2 separate regions of the Mus musculus genome follow, and region 2 is linked to region 1. The links are chromatin loops, found by intact Hi-C in ENCODE. Cell type or tissue: left cerebral cortex. All regions are shown on one strand.

Region 1 (8,000 bases):
TTGGGACCAGAACAATGTGACATGCTTCTGGGCTGGATTATGGGGTAGACTGAGTGATACCTGAGCCACTTTCTTGAGAGCAGTGATTCCATAAGACCAAGTTTGAGCAAGCCTCTATCAGTTTAGGGCCTGAGCAACTACAGCGAGCCTGGCCTTTCTATTCTGCAAGCCCAGGAAAGAAATGGTCGGGCACTGGTATGTTGAATATTCCTCACTACAGCAAAATCAATAACACCTCAGTACTTTAAAATGAGTGAGAAGAAACCTACAAAAGTCTACCTGTCCCCATCTGCTTTCTAAATCAGGTGACACAGGAATGTAGACATTATTTTGAACTTGATGCACAGCTGACTGCTGAACAAGAAGGTCCAGGTAGAATAGTCATAAAGAAATGAAAAGAAAATGGCCTCCCTACATTGGTGGAGCCTCAGCAGCCATGGAAATCCAACTGAAGAGTTCAATGTCTGTAAAGAAAAGGCTACTTCTGACCCAGCCCAGACATTTGGGGAATTCAGAACATTCTAGAGAAAACGACAATCAAGCAGAGGTTGTGTGAGCCTCCTCAGACGTGCAGGCCTTCTCAGTCACTTCCAAGTAAGACCTGCATTTCTTTGTCTCCCTATAATCTCTTTGAGGGTGATTCATGACCGTTGTCTCTATCCATCACTTACCCCTTGGCACCTTGCACAGAATCCGTATTTCTGTTAAGTACACAAAAGCGTCTGCAGGGTGAACAAGTAAACACTGGACTCAAAGGTCAGCTATGCCAGCCTAGAGCTAAGCCCACCTCCCGAGACCCCAGGAAGAAGATGATGTAAAGAAGATGACCCCAGGGAGCTGATGTAAATCAACATTTCATTATGAGTTATCACAGCACATGATGAAAAATTACAATAAAATCTAATACTACACTATAGCTATCTTTGTTCTTGGACATGCAATTACATGTGCAGGCAGCTATTTTTCTATGTGGAAAATTGTGTGTGAGGGTTTTTTTTTTTCCTATTAAAAAGCCACACCCTTGATTCTATTGCATTATTACATTCCCTATTATTCCATCACGTGGTTTTTCTTCTTGCTGTAATCCAGGACACACCCAGAATTACTGCTGACAGAAAAATCACCTGTCAACATACCTTCATCCTAACACCATGTTGGTAATCTTGTCTCTGCAAAGCAGTAGCCTTTGTTTTAGCTAGAACAAAATGACTGCCCCACTTCTAATGGTTTTCCAAGCTTTCAGTAGAAGGGTCAACGTTGGTGTCACTCCTGGTTTTAAAGCCACCTTTAGAAGCAAAACTATCCTAGAACAGAATGACAAACATCTTAAGCTCTTTAATTAGTTTTAGAGGGATTTTCGAGAAAAACTGTAAAGAGCATCCACTCTGGTCCTTGATGCTGTTATACTGCAAAAGAGGTCTCAGGAGCCAATGGTCCTCAACAATCTGACCTCCCTATAAGGAAAGCCTGGATCTAGCCCATGCTCCAGCCCATGGGATGCTAAAAGCTCTGGATTCTAGGAAGGCATGCCAGTGCTGAAATGTGTGTCCTGGTACATCTGAAGGTGAGTTTTCAATGAATTCTATCATGATAGGCCAGAGTTTTAGGGAAAGAACCAAAATCTAAAGGAAAAAAATGGAGAAAGAGAGGATAATGATTTGTGTCTATATAAAGGGAAACATAACTAAAGCTCTGTCTCTTCTATGTTCGTTCTGCTCCTACCCAGCAGCCCTCTCTGCTACCTGCCAGTAATTTAGCATCAGCCTGCCCTGATACTTTGGCAATGAAAAGATGGGAGAGAAACAGTCCTTCTTCCTCAGAAGGCCACTGCATGTGACCAATGCCCGAACTGAGCACTGGTCAAATATCTTATGAGCTTTATGATTATTAACTTTCCCACAATATCTTTAATTAGAAGACATCTCCACTTTACACAAAACACTGTCTTATCCAAACCCATATTTATGTACAACTGTCTGTGTACTGACAGCATCAAAATTCACACCATCCAGTGGAACTAATACAGGTCCAATATAAGTGGCTCCCAGTGACCTCTCCAAAAGGAAAGGATGAAGTCATTTGCAATGTTGGTGGAACAAGACATTCGAGTGAAGTCCCAAAGGTAGGACAGACTTTTTTTGCTTGCTTGGGTGGCCCCTACTCCCTCACAAATACAAATGCTGTGAAAGCAGAAACACCCAGGCAGCCCTGTGTCAGCGCTGTGGGCCCAAATGACCCAGAGACACCCAGGCAGTTACCCAGATCATTGGGGTTACCTGAATCTGTCACGCGTCCCTTTCACCCCCTTCTGCGTGTTGACATCAAGTGGAAACAGTAAGCGTTTGGGAGACAAGAGGCTGACAAGCAGGAAGCGCGATTGAGACCCAGCTTTGTTCAGCCTGCAGTGAAATACATGCAGTAATAGTTAGATACTCCCAGCACAGACAGAAATCCAAGCACCCTCCGAGACCACTGGAACACGAGTAGGCGTCCCGAGAGGATGAGAATGGGGGGTAGAAGACTGGTAAAACAGGGAAGGGTCATTAAGGCTCTCCTGGATAAATAATCACCTCCTGGCTCCTCTGCAGTCTACGCCCCCCCTGCCGCGCCCCCAAGTTATCCCGCGGTAAAGCGGCTACCATCAACCGTAATGCCTCAGAAATATAGGAGTCAGGATGGAGAATACCATCATCTTTTTAAGGCAAAATGCTAGCAAAATACACGAGTTAAGCCCACACAGCTAGCAATGCGGGGCATGTAGTCGCCTGCCCAGACAAACACACACACACACACACACACACACACACACACACAATCAGGGATGCATCTGAGAGTATCCTTTCGTTGCCTGGCCACCACCTCAAGTCACTGTCTCTGTTTTGTCAATTACCCTACTGTTTCCAAATCTATGCAGCACTCCCCCACCACACCCCCACGGTAGGCGGGATCCCAAACCAACACTGTGGAGAAGCTCCCCACAAGTCCTGCCGGCTTTGTCCTGCTGCTGTCCTTCCAGAAGCAAGCGCCCCAGGCCCGTGGGTCCGCACAAAAGACCCCCAGAATCTGGCCCTCCATTCGGCCCCCTTTTCCAATAATGGCTTGGGGGCAACTTCTAGCTAGGAATCGGGAGTAGGAAGGCAGGACAGGACTGGAGGGGACGACCCAGGGCTTGAGAATGCTGGGGGGGGGGGGGGGGCACGGCAGGGATGTGCGCGCACCTCAAGGGCGCGTGCGGCGCGTGCATGAGGCGAGCTCCCGGGACCAGAGCTCCAGGGGGCATCCCAGGACTCCGAGGAACCAGAGTCAGCTGCCATGACCCCATCGCGCTCCCAACTCAAAGCAAAGCCCGAGGAAAACCCAACTCCCGGGACCACCTCCTCGAGAGACGCCTCTCCAGCTCCGCACTCCTTTAACCAAACAAACCACCCCAATCATAGTCCAGGAAGAACCTCCAGTTATATCTCAGGCTACCGTTGCCCTTTCCCGCTTTCTCCTAGGCACAGCCTTCCACGCGAGTCCCCTCTGCACCCGGGACCTGGGAGCACACTGAACAGGAAAACAAACCGAAACTCACTGACCTCTCTCAGCAGCAGGCTCGGCTCTGTTACGCCGCCGGCGGCTGCAGCAACGTCGGAAGCATCCCGGGGGTCCGCACTGCCCGCTGCGCTCTGCTAGACGAGCGCTGAGGGCCGGCTGCTGCCTGCTCCTCCCGCCGCAGGTTGCGGGGCAGCGCGGGCAGAGTGGCGGCAGCGCCTCCCGCAGCCCAGCCCTGCTCGTCTCTCCTTTGGCTTCAGGCGGCGCCCTCCACCTGCCCGGCTGTCCTCCGCCTCCACGATCGGACACCCGCCGCCAGGCACCGGACACTGAGCGGAAGCTTTTGGTGTCACCCCCAGAGACCCAAGCACTGAAGGGAGCGGGAGGCTGAGTGAGCTCTGCTCCGCGGACCGCCCCTCCCCGGCGGCTCCACCCCCTCCCGCACTCCACCCGGCAGCTTGGCCGGCACGTCCGACTGTCTGTCTGTCGGTCGGTCCCCAGTGGCCAACCTCTTGGTGTGGGTGGGGAAGCAGGGACGCGCCCTCTACCCACCGTAGACCAGCGAGCACCTGGACCGAGCACGGAAGGAGGACCTGAACGGTATCAGGTGTGACCTAGAGGCCGAGCACCACAGGCTAGAACGACTGGGACTGGCCAAGGTGGTGACCCAGCTGCGGCTCTGGACTCAAGACCACAGGGGAGAGGGAGGAGTCTAGGCTATTGCCTTTCCCCTGGGTTCTTTTTGGCTGCCCCTGAAAGTTCACTAACCCAACAAGGGCAGGAACCTGTCAGCATGGAACGGGATATGCTCCCAAAGAGCCCCACAGGGACACCTCACACCTCAACCTCCTGTGTAAAGGAAGCTCACAGGAGAGGTGAACAGGAAGGAGCCTAGAGGGTCTACTAAGTTTACCCTATTGCCCACCTTAAAACCCAACTTCAGGCTCAGAGGTAAAGTGCTTGCTTGCCTAGGGTGCATGAATCTGGATTTATCCTCTGTACTCCTAAACAGAAACAAAGCCCTTACCTTTGGGATATGCTTTTAATGTCATGTAACCCCAGGAGAATCTAAAGATAAGGTCTCTTCCTGCTTTTTCACTTAACATATAGTGGAGAAAAGGGGAGATAGGTGTCCCCTGCTGGTCTGGGGCACCATGCCTGAGTTCTGGGGCCTTTTGGGATCCATTCTATTAAGAAACTGAAAACTGACCTGAGTTATGTCTCCTCATCTCTGTGGTTCAGCTAAAGGAGCTCTGTTAATGCACAGAGCAAATGGCTTCTTCTAGACTTCAGGTACTGGGCTCCCTTCATGGGTCCTATGTTCCTTCTTACACAGCAGTGGTTCTCAACCTTCCTAATACCGTGACCCTTTAACACAGTTGCTCATGTTATGGTGACCCCCCCAGCCATAAAATTGTTTTTGTTGCTAACTTCATATAGCAACATTAGCTACTGTTACAAATCAGAATGCAACTATCTGTGTTTTCCAATGGTCTTTTGTGACCCCTGAAGGGGTTGTGACCCACAGGTTGAGAACTGCTGTTGTTCCAGAAGTCCTGAGACCCATGATGGCTCTGTATGAGCTAATGAATCCGTGTTGGCAGCTGGTCCTACTTGCTTTGTCCCACGTGTACAACTTGTGAATTGGTGTTCCAATCAGGCTATTAACACATCGGGAGGCGGGGGCGCGGGGGGGGGGGCGGGGGGGGGACCTGCATCCGGGAGACCCACAAAGCTTGCAGTCTCTGGATCCCAGTAGGAGCTCTGCTTCCTCCAGTCACCAGGCAGACTCTTGCTCCATTGTTCCCTTATCACCTCTACAGCACCCACAGAGGCTCTGCATGCATGTCTTAGGAACCTAAGGTTACTTTGCAAGAATATCTTTAACTTCACCATCAATGTGGGGGTGGGATTAGCCCAGTGGAGGTTGTACAGACCTCCTGCAGAGGCAGAAGGATCTCTGTAAGTTCGAGGCCAGCTTGATCTACAGAGCAAGTTCTAGACAATCAGGGCTACATAGAAAAACCCTGTCTCAAAAAAATAATTTTTTTTAATAAAAAAATTAAAAAGGCCTTTTGGAGGCAGAGTCTCATACATGTAGCCTAGGCTAAGCTGGAATTTATCAGGCAGCACAGACCATTCTGGTACTCCTCCTGCCTCATTTTCCTAAGAACTGGAATTCCTAGTTTTTAGTTATATTTTATTTAGGGAGAGGGGTGCACACCGGTGACAGTATAGGTATGGAGGACAGGTTGCACTTTCAAGACTCCGTTCTCCCCTTCCCCATGAGACTGCACTCAGATCATCAATCTAGGATCAGGCAATCTAGGACAGGCATCTTATTCACTGAGCCATGTTGTGGACTCTGGAAAAAAATAATAATGAGAAACTAGGCAAGGTATTAACAACTCAGATGTTGGTCAGGGACTTGAAATAAAGAAGGTGATTCATAACACCCCAACATTTTACCAGCAGAGCTTAGCCCAGAAATATTATTATGCATGAGTGCCTCTCAAGATTGCTTTTAGGAAAGCAATTTCAGGATTCAGTAATTATTCTAAAATGTTTCAAACTGCCCCCCCCCAGTTGCTTTCTAGACAATTCTTTGAAGTGAGAAATGCAAGAATTCAGCATGTAGAAGGTTAACACCTCCAACTCTATTCATTTCCACTGGCTGGGATTTTAATTCACAGAGCATCATGGGTGTTCTGCCTTCTGTCCAGTCTTGTAAAGCTGTCACACAGAGAAGGTTAATTAACTGGGGCAGGCTGCAATGGGGCAGTTCCTAAGACACACTGGAGGTCAGAATCTGGACAGGTAGCTACGGTCTAAGTCAGGGCAAGAACCGGCAGAACGTGTTGTAACAAATTCATCTGTGGGGCACCCAGGAGCAGAGCAGCTAGGACCAGTCTGAGTTTCGAAGTACAAGCTGGCAAAGTCCTGCCAGAGAAGCTGCTGTTGTTCTTACAACCCACTGTGCATGTGTGTGAAAGAGAAGCAAGTGAGCACCTGAGGTCTGGAAGAGCCAGGTTAAAGACAGGTGCACAGACCTGCAGACAAGATAAAGATACCAATGCTGGATCTAGGGAGCTTCTTGGTTGGTGAAATGCTCCCTGTGCAGATATAAGGACCTGTGTTTCATTGCCCAAAATGCACAAGAAAAGGCCAGTGTGGCTGTGTGCCCTTCGGATCCTATGTAATTGTAGCACTATGGAGATGGAGGCAGGCAGGTCTCTGGGGTTAGCTGGGGACCCAGGCTATCTGAATCAGTGAGCTCCTTCACTCAGCCAATGAAGAGACACAGTTTTATAAATCAGCTTGGATGGCACCTGAGGAACAACACTTGAGGTTAACCTTTGGCCTCAGCACATATATGTGCACATGGTCCAAATATTGATGCCTTCAAAAAGCCAATAGTCATTAAATATGGACCGTGTTTCAAGAGGGTTAGGATGCAGGGTGGGGTGGGAAACCACTCGTCTAAGTTCCTGCAGTTACAGAACTCACTTTCCAGTTAAAATTTCTTTTCATAATAAAAGGAATTACATGTGAGACCATGAAAGAAATGAGAGGGGAAAGGACGATGAAGGGTGTGTGTGTGTGTGTGTGTGTGTGTGTGTGTGTGTGTGTGTGTGGTGTGTATGTTGAGGGAAACCTTAGGCCAGAGAAGTCTCACTCACAGGGAGCTTTTGGAACTAAGATTTCAATACCATGATGAACCATACAATGCCAAGGGAAAGTGGAAGAACCATTCTGAGTATCAGCAGGAGGAGAGAGAAGGTGTGCACTTGGCAATGGATCAGGCCAGTCAGCCCTACAACACTGAAGGATGCTGCATCGCCTAAGTTTGGTAAAGGGCAGAACTAAATTCTTAGCTTTGTACCTGTAGCGTGGAGTAGAGATGCTCCACAAGTGTTTATTGAGCAGAGCACGACATCTCTGGGAACCTAGGGTGGAGCTAAGATCAATTAGATGGCCAGGCAAAGCTTCTATCAGGATGACACCTGCATAGAAGAATGTGATGCAGATGTAGAACATAGATCACTTTGTGATCTCCTTCCTGGTCTTTGAGGGCAAGGATCATCTCTCAACTTGTACCATCAGCAACTTATCCAACAAGGAGGGACAGGGATAGGAAGGAGTCAAGGAAGAAGAAAGAGGAAGGAGGATGAGGAACTAGACCAGCCCTGTCCTGTGCTCTCACGCTTGCACGCCCAAATACCTGCATGCCCAAATGCAACCCAATGCTGAGGGAGAACTGACTGGGGCTTTGCAAGCTGCCCTTGTCAAAGTAAGGTCTTTCTTCCTCTGCTTTTGCCTGGCATCCTCAATCCTAAAAAGAGAGTAAGATGTCAACTGCCAAATCATCTCTCCCCAGAGCAAGTGTGAACTTTAGAAAACATTGGGATGTGTGACATCCTCCTCATCCGTTAATTGGTGTGAAACACGAATGTTGCTCTGATGTT
Region 2 (8,000 bases), 350 kb before region 1:
ATTTAATAAAAAAAAAAGAAGTATCTAAGTAACAGGCAAGAAAGGTAGAAATGAAATGAAAGAATCCATAAACTCAAAAACAGAATCCAGGCATGGGAAAATCAGCACAGTTGATTAAAGGTTGATAGCAGCTTACCAATTATGTGTAACTAGACCTGGATATCAGAATGTTAGTTTATTAAAATGGCCCTAGGACTCTTCCTAACAGAAGTCACACCACCCAAATAGTTCTTATTATGGATCAATTCACTAGGAAGGCCAGTCTACTGTTTCTCTAATAATAAATATATGTTAAGATGTTTCTATAGATATATGCCAGGATTGCAAAGCTTTTGTTTGACTCTTAAGAAGATTCTTGTTGGACAATAGATGAAATTAGGTTAATAGTTCCTCTGTTAAAATTATCTACTAATGGAATACATGTCTCATAATTTAACTTATATTTTTAAAATGCTAATTTATTGTATGTATAAAACCAGGTATGGTGGCACTTACCAATTTTGGAAGAATAGAGTTGCCATCCAGACAGTTGGCTCCATTCTGTGAGTTTCAGGCTCAGTGAGTCTATCTCAGAATATTAGAAGAACAATTAGGAAACACTTGATGCCATCCTCTGCCCTACACACACAGAGAGAGGGGAGGGGGCGTAGGCAGAGACAGGCAAAGAGACAGAAAATGACAGAGACAGAGAGTTGTTAGTGAAAGACATAGAAAGAGACAGAGGATTTGTTCTCACATAAACTTACTTTAACATACAAGTACATGTAAATAAAAATAAGTTAAAAATAAAACAAAGTATAATTAGCACAACACCAAACCAGAACACAATGATTAATAACTTTTTCTTCCTGGTACAAAAAACTGATAAACCCTGCTGTACGTCTCTGTCCATGCTCTTAGCTTCTGAGGATGATCAGATGGCTAGAGTTAGGATGAAGGAGTTTCTTCCACTCAAGTATTTTACTTGTGTATCTGCCTTGCTCATGATACCAAGGGTTCTCCTACTGATCCAGAATTCTGTAGATCCCTTCTACATGCTGTTTGCTCTCAAAATCTACAATGATTGCCCACAGAATCTTATCTACTTTTCTACCATTTCCAGATCTTAGTCTTACTTTTACTATTTCCATTTCTCTCTCGCCTTTCCTATTGCCCATTTGACTTATACTGCACTGAAAAAAACAAATTAAAAAAAAAACAGTGGCATTTAGTGATAACCATCTTGCTGTGTCAAGGATTTCATGAGTCAGAAATTCACAGAGTGCCCAGAAAAGACATAGTGACTCTGGTCTACCATGCTAGGAATCTCCACTGTAGACTGCAACTAAAGGGTGATGCGCTGACCAGAACTTGGCTGATGCAAACACTCATTCTTCCACATTGCTGGTGATTAGATGGACTTCTTCTTGCCATAGAGATAAAAGTTCCCCCCAAAAGAGCACAAAGACCACTTTGAAGGTGAATACACTGCCGAGAATGTGGAGTCAAATGACAGAGAAGAGCTACAGCTACATCACAAGAAGAGGTGGTGTTGGGTTTGTTATGAGAAATTATCGTCTGCAGGATCATTTTTTTCCATTTTTCTGCCATGCCTCTTTTTCTGCTCCAGGAATCATGTTCTTTCCCTTTACCATTTCTGGTCCCTGTTCCCCTTCTCTCAGAAGGTTCCAGTCTTACTCTATTGGTAAGTTACTCTCCTTTGACATTCAACCTTATCTTCACTACACAGTGATTTCAGAAGTAAATGAATATTTCACTGAGCACCACCTTGGGAAATAACTGACATATCATAGGAGTGCTGGCTAGTTCTCTGTCAACTTGACAAAAGCTAGAGTCATCTGAAAGGAGAGAACCTCAACTGAGAAAAATGCCTCCATAAGGTCTAGCTATAGGGCATTTTCTTAATTAATAATTGATGACAGAGGATCCAATACATTCTGGATGGTGGTCCTATGTTCTATCTATAAGAAAGCAGGCAGAGCAAGCCATGAGGAGCAAGCCAATAAGCAGCACCCTTCCATGGCTTCTTGATCAACATTGGCCTCCAGGTTCCTGTTTGAGTTCTTGTCCTTTGATGACAAACTTTGGTGTAGAAATGGAAGCCAAATGAACTCTTTCCTCCCCAACTTGTTTGGTCATGGTGTTTGATCACAGCAATAGTAACCCTAACCAAGAGAACAAGCATATATTTTACTAACATATAACTGACATTCAACAAAATGTACATGTTTAATTGTACAGTATAATGATTTGTATCCATTTATATACCAGTGAACAATCTTGGCACTGACTATATTTGTCACCTAGAATGTTTGTCACATGCAACTTTATAATACCTACCCTACCTTCTTCAACTCTAATTAGTGATGATAGATGTTATGTTGCTATAGATTGTTTTACACTTTGTAGACGTCTACTTGGATCTAACCAAACAATATATATTTCCCTTTTACCTAAATTCCTTTCATCAGCAATAATTATTTTTAGATTTGTCAATGCCATCATATTAACAACTAACTATGCTATGTTGTGGAATAAGATTCCCTTTTATAGACAAACCACAACTTGTATTTTTTTATTTGTGAACAGATATTTGATCTGTTTATAGTTTCAAACAATAAGCAAATTTGCTATGAGCATGTGAATCTTCCTATGGGCATATTTTCTCTTCTTTGTAAATACTCAGGAATGGAATGGTTAGATTACATGTTAAGTACATGTTTAAATAACAAAAACAAACAAACCACAAAGTTTTCCAAAGTGATTCGACTTTTTCAACATTCCCAGAAACAGTGCCTTGGGTCATCCACATCCCAACAATAGCTAATATATTTAATTTCAGCAATAATAATAATAATAATATACTATATAGTGTCTCATTGGAGCTTTAATTTACAGTATCCTAAAAATAATGTTGAATTTTTCCATGTGCTTACCTGTCATCCACATATTGCCCTGTGTAATATATCTAGATGCTTTGTCAATTTTAAATTAGTTTGTTGTATTGTTATTGAGTGCTGGAATGTCTTTGTTATTTCTGGAAAACACTACCAGAAATGTGTTTTATAGAGAGAGAGGGGAGAAGAAAAGTAGAAAAAGGAAGGGGGAGCAGGGGATAAGGAAAAGAAAATGTGAGAAGGGAGGGAAAGAAGGGGAGGAGGGTGAAGGAAACAGAGAAGAGAACCACTATCATTTATCACTGCATTGTTTCTCAGATTTGTTGTGGGTTAAACTGTATACACACACCCAAGACATGCTCATGGTCTAAGCTTCAGTGGTTGTGAACTTAGTTGGAAACCAGAGTGTTATTAATAGAAGTAATCGAGTTACAGTGATGTCACACTGGGTTCAAATGGAGCCCCACCCTGTACATTTACCTAAGTGTGAGGTTTGAACACCAAGGCAGAGCCACCGACAGGAGAAAATGTGAGGATGGGGACATATTGCAGTGATGTCTCTATAAGTCAAGGAACTGATCTCAAGGTTTGGTGACAACCTTCTTGTGAGAGAGGCAGAACATCCACCTGAACACCAGAAGAAACAACCTCTGTCGACACCTTGGTTTCCAAATGCTGACCTCTTATTTTACAAGATAAAATTAGGTTGTTTTAAGTAAACCAGTTTGTTCTAGCTTCCCTAGGATATAAATTTAGATAATGCATGTGTATTTAAAATGTATATGACACATTTTAAAATTCATTGTAACATTACAAGAACAAGTCCTTCAAGTGTTCCTGTCCCTTTGGATCCTCAGCAGAGGTACACACACATACACAGCAGCTTTCCTATTAATTAACTGGTGTGTTCATTTTGTAGGATATTTTTTACCTCTCAGCCCTGACATATGGCTTCAGGGGGCTCTGAACATGCTACTGCAATCTGGCAGGACACAGGTGGCAGCAGTCCTCTGCCGCTGACTTGGCAGTGTTTGGGAAGAATTCTCACTGTTGCAGGCAGGGGGTAGGCTAGAATGAATTACCAGATGGCTGAAGCCATACTTCCATTCATGTGACTTCACTGCTATAGACTATGCAGGGTATCATGGAGTGAAGAAAGGGCACTATGCTTGCAGGAAGCAGTACTAGTGTCCATTGGTACTCAGGCACAGCCAAGGGACAGTGTTCAGAACCCCAAAACTCTGCTCAGCTGTGGGCCATATGTGTAAGGCCAGACAATTCACCTTTGCCTTGACTCTCAGTCGGTAAAGAACTGTGATGCAAAGTGAAAGAATTAACCTTCAGAGCCCAGTCTGTGGGGGTTCCTTCTGCCTCACACAAGCATTCCCTTGTTGTCCTGGTAGCCTGATATAATCCTCTGTTGTTTTCCTGTCTGGTCCATGTGCATCAAAATCAACTCATTCTAATCACTATTCATCACTTGTCAACTGTGGGGCACTACTGGTCTAGCATGGTGCTTGCAAGATTAGCCTCCCCAACCTCAAAACTCAGCATTTGCCACCTTCTTGATATTGCCTGGTAGACGTTATGATGGTAGGCATTAAGACAAGCCATCTCTCTGAAGATGGATACTGAGTACACGCAGCAACCTCAAGGGTCTCATGACTCTGTTCTAGACTGACATCTGAACTCCTTAGCTGCATGGTTTAGGGAAAACAGCACAGAGAATATACACACACACACTAATAATAATAGTAATAATGATGATGATGATGATGATGATGATGATGATGATTTAAACAAAAATAACATTAAAAAATTAAGCAAAGTACACACAGAAAACCTGGAAAGGAACGGGACGCATCATGGGAAGCACTCACCTTGGAATGAGAACAGTAACAGAGTAGTTAGTTGATCTCTTACACACTGACTGGTGATGTTCTTTAACTTAATTGTCTTTAATAGTATGCAGCAAATTTTTACATGTAAGGACACCTGCCACAGATGACATAAGAAATGAGTGAATATATTTGCTCACCATGCTCCATGATGTTTTCTCTGGAAAAGATTATTTTTCTACACTTTTGTCCAGGTTAGCTTTGACTCTCAGCCTAGATTCACTTGCGAGGAAGTTTCAGTTCAGGGTTACCCAGATCAGATTGGCCTGTAGGCATATCTGAGGGGAACTGACTTGGTTGTTAGTTGATGTTGGAAGGCCCAGCTCACTGTGGGAAGCACCCTTCCTTGGGTAGGTGGTAGTCCTGAGCTGTATAAGTAACCTAGCTGCATGAGCCTGAGTTGAAGCTAGCAAGTAGACTAACATTTCTCTGTGGCTTCAGTTGTAAGTTTCCGCATGAGTTACTTTCCAGATTCCCCTCAGTGATGGACTGCGACCTAGAAATGTAAGTCCAATAAACCCTTCCTCCACTAAGTTGCTTTTGGTCAGAATGTTTTATTACAGCAACAGAAGGAAAACTAGAACAACTATGTAGAGGGTATTTTTTTTTTTAATGAATGTCATCAAATAGGACTATGTTACCAAAACCTTATATAACCCTAGACAGCCTCCTCTTGAAAGAGCAGAAAGCTATTTCTGGAGGGCACTGGCATACTGCCACATTACAATATGTCCCATCCCTACAAACAGGACTCAAATCCTCTGTAAACTCAGGAGTACTTGCCACATCCAGCTCCTACATGGCTCTGAGCATATGCCATGAGCATCTCAGGCACTTTTGGCAAACGATTACATATGAGATTTGGCAGAGAAGTCTTCATCCTGGGATTTTAGTCATGGTCTCTCTGACAGCACCCACTGTGACACTGAGCAGATAAAGTGAATAATAACATATCCAACTTGGAAGGTCAATTTCTGCTCATATTTCTAATTATTACACACACCATCACCAAGGAGCTCCCTGTAGCAGTTTCTTGCTGTGAAGGTAGATTGTTCATTACTCAAGAGTTGGTCTTCTATTTTGGAAATCCGTAACAGCGTTGCACAAGTAGAAATCCCAAGACTGGTGCTGACTGGAACATTCATTCTCCAAAGAAAAGAAGGCAAGTGTGTTTGTCATTTTGTTTATTTGACTTCTGGGGACAGAAAGCTGGTGTCTCTCGTCCTTTCATTTCAATGTCACCCACACTGGTAGACGATCTTGAGACTAAAATAGAACTTTACTAAGATTTGTCCATTACCGTCACCTTGATTTGTTTCTCTTCTGACGAGATGTTTTCCTGTGGGAGAAAAGAAAACAATAGGAATTTCTTGTCTACAAGAAGAATATTGAGATGATATAAATAGAAACTCCTAGCAGAAAAGTCTTGATAGTGTTCTCCTAGAAAAGCACAGACTATTGTTTCAAATGCTTATTTAGGCAAAATGAGATCATCTGCATAGGAATCTAATTTCTTTTTTTATTTATTTAATTTATTTTTAATTTACTTTTTACACTCCATATTCCATTCCCTGCCCCCACCCACCCTCTGTCTGCTCCACATCCCACACCTCCTCCCCACACCACCCTGTCTCCATATGGATGCCCCACCCTCCACCCCACCTGACCTCTAAACTCACTGAAGCTTCCAGTCTCTTGAGGGTTAGGTGCACCATCTCTGAATGAACACAGACCTGGACGTCCTCTACAGTATGTGTGTTGGGGGCCTCATATCAGCTGGTGTATGCTCTCTCTTTGGTGGTCCAGAGTTTGAGTGATCTTGGAGGTGAGACTGCTGGTCCTCATCTTCTTTCAGCCTTCCCTAATTCAACAACAGGGGTAAGCTGCTTCTGGTTGGGTACAAATATCTGCATCAGACTCTTTCAGCTTCTTGTTGGGTCTTTTGGAGGGCAGTCATAATAGGTACCTTTTTATGAGCTCTCCATAACCTCAGTAATAGTGTCAGGCCTCTCCTTGAGCTGGATCCTGCTATGGGCCTGTTGCTGGACCTTCTTTTCCTCAGGCTCCTCTCCATTTCTATCGCTGTAATTCTTTCAGACAGGAACAATTATGGGTCAGAAATGCGATTGTGAGATGGGGGAATCTAATTTCTAATTAAATGTATTCCTTGACCATACTTGTCCAAGATGTCTAATATGTACTAAATGAATAATCTAGATAGACAGCAAGCTTAAGTAGGGAAATTATTTTTATATCCTCTGTATTAACTAGTATACTTGAAAGCCTTATTGAATACTGTTCTTAAAACTATTGTTGAAGTTTGGTCTGTTGTGACATACTGTACTTCTAAATTCTGTATCCCAAGGTCTAGTTGCCTCAAGACCAGTGAATTCTCATGTGTGCCAGCTTTTGTTATACAAACCTTGCTCCTAAATTGAAAACTATTGGGTTAATAAAGATGCCTACAACCTATATCTGGGCAGAAGAGAGGTAGACAGGGCTTTGATTCCTGGACTTGTCGTCTGCAGCAGAGACCACAATGAGAAAGAGGAGGAAGAAAAAAGGTCATTGGGTAGGTAGAAAGCACATGGCCATTGGTGGCAACCAGTGGGAGTAAGAGAAGCCCAGGTGGAATATGGCAAGTGATATCTTGGGGTTATTGACAGTAAAATATACAAAATAGCATAGAGAGTTGACATCTGCCCAGCTCTAATACTTTAAGCTTATTATAAATATAAAGCTTTTATATATTTTATTTGTGAGCTCAATGATTAAAGGTGGGGTAGAAACCCTCAAATAATACTTACCTCAAGAGAATTTTCAAGCCATGGACATACATCCTTTAGTGTTCTGTTGTGAGACACTGTTTATATAAATGGAATTATTATATTTGACTATGTTCTAAAAGTTTGATCAGCACTGTATTCAGTTGCTTGGTTATACCTCCATATGGCAGGTGAAAATTCTTCTCCCACGTGGTAAAGAATGGTAAAGTCAATCTGTAACCATTCTAAACTAAAACATCCATAACAGATGAAATCACAGGAGTCATTCCATTTGCTCACAGATGTTCTCATGCTCCTCTACTGGACTTTATATCTGCACCAGCACAAAGCTTATGCATTAAATGCAGCCTAACTTTCAAAGGTATTTGGGTTTAAATGAGGAAACAAGAGAGTCTGTATAAAAAGAGAAAGAGATTAGC

What was found. A loop is a pair of places that touch in the nucleus more often than their neighbours do. Peaks named below come from ENCODE experiments on the same cell type or tissue, not always from the same donor. Only the 100,000 strongest peaks of a DNase experiment are listed, where the experiment ranks them.
Region 2: it touches region 1 in a loop (2.2-fold over the local background); 6 of 42 quality-filtered maps call a loop at or near these places.

Annotation. Positions count from the first base shown.
Region 1 is chr1:105,352,765-105,360,764 of GRCm38, forward strand. It overlaps Rnf152 (ring finger protein 152), which reads right to left and starts at 3,946. Exons shown (of 3, transcript NM_178779.4): 1 at 3,579-3,946; 2 at 2,277-2,399. Gm17634 (predicted gene, 17634) reads left to right here and starts at 3,243. Exons shown (of 2, transcript NR_151540.1): 1 at 3,243-4,141. In left cerebral cortex, a CTCF peak has its summit at 3,816; DNase peaks (open chromatin) are centred at 2,440, 2,796, 3,328, 3,685 and 2 more places; H3K4me3 peaks cover 2,472 bases; H3K27ac peaks cover 1,409 bases.
Region 2 is chr1:104,998,437-105,006,436 of GRCm38, forward strand. No RefSeq gene overlaps it. Among named protein-coding and RNA genes, the nearest start is that of Gm29012, 110 kb to the right of the region's middle. In left cerebral cortex, no CTCF peak of the experiment used is centred here; DNase peaks (open chromatin) are centred at 3,961, 5,159 and 5,537.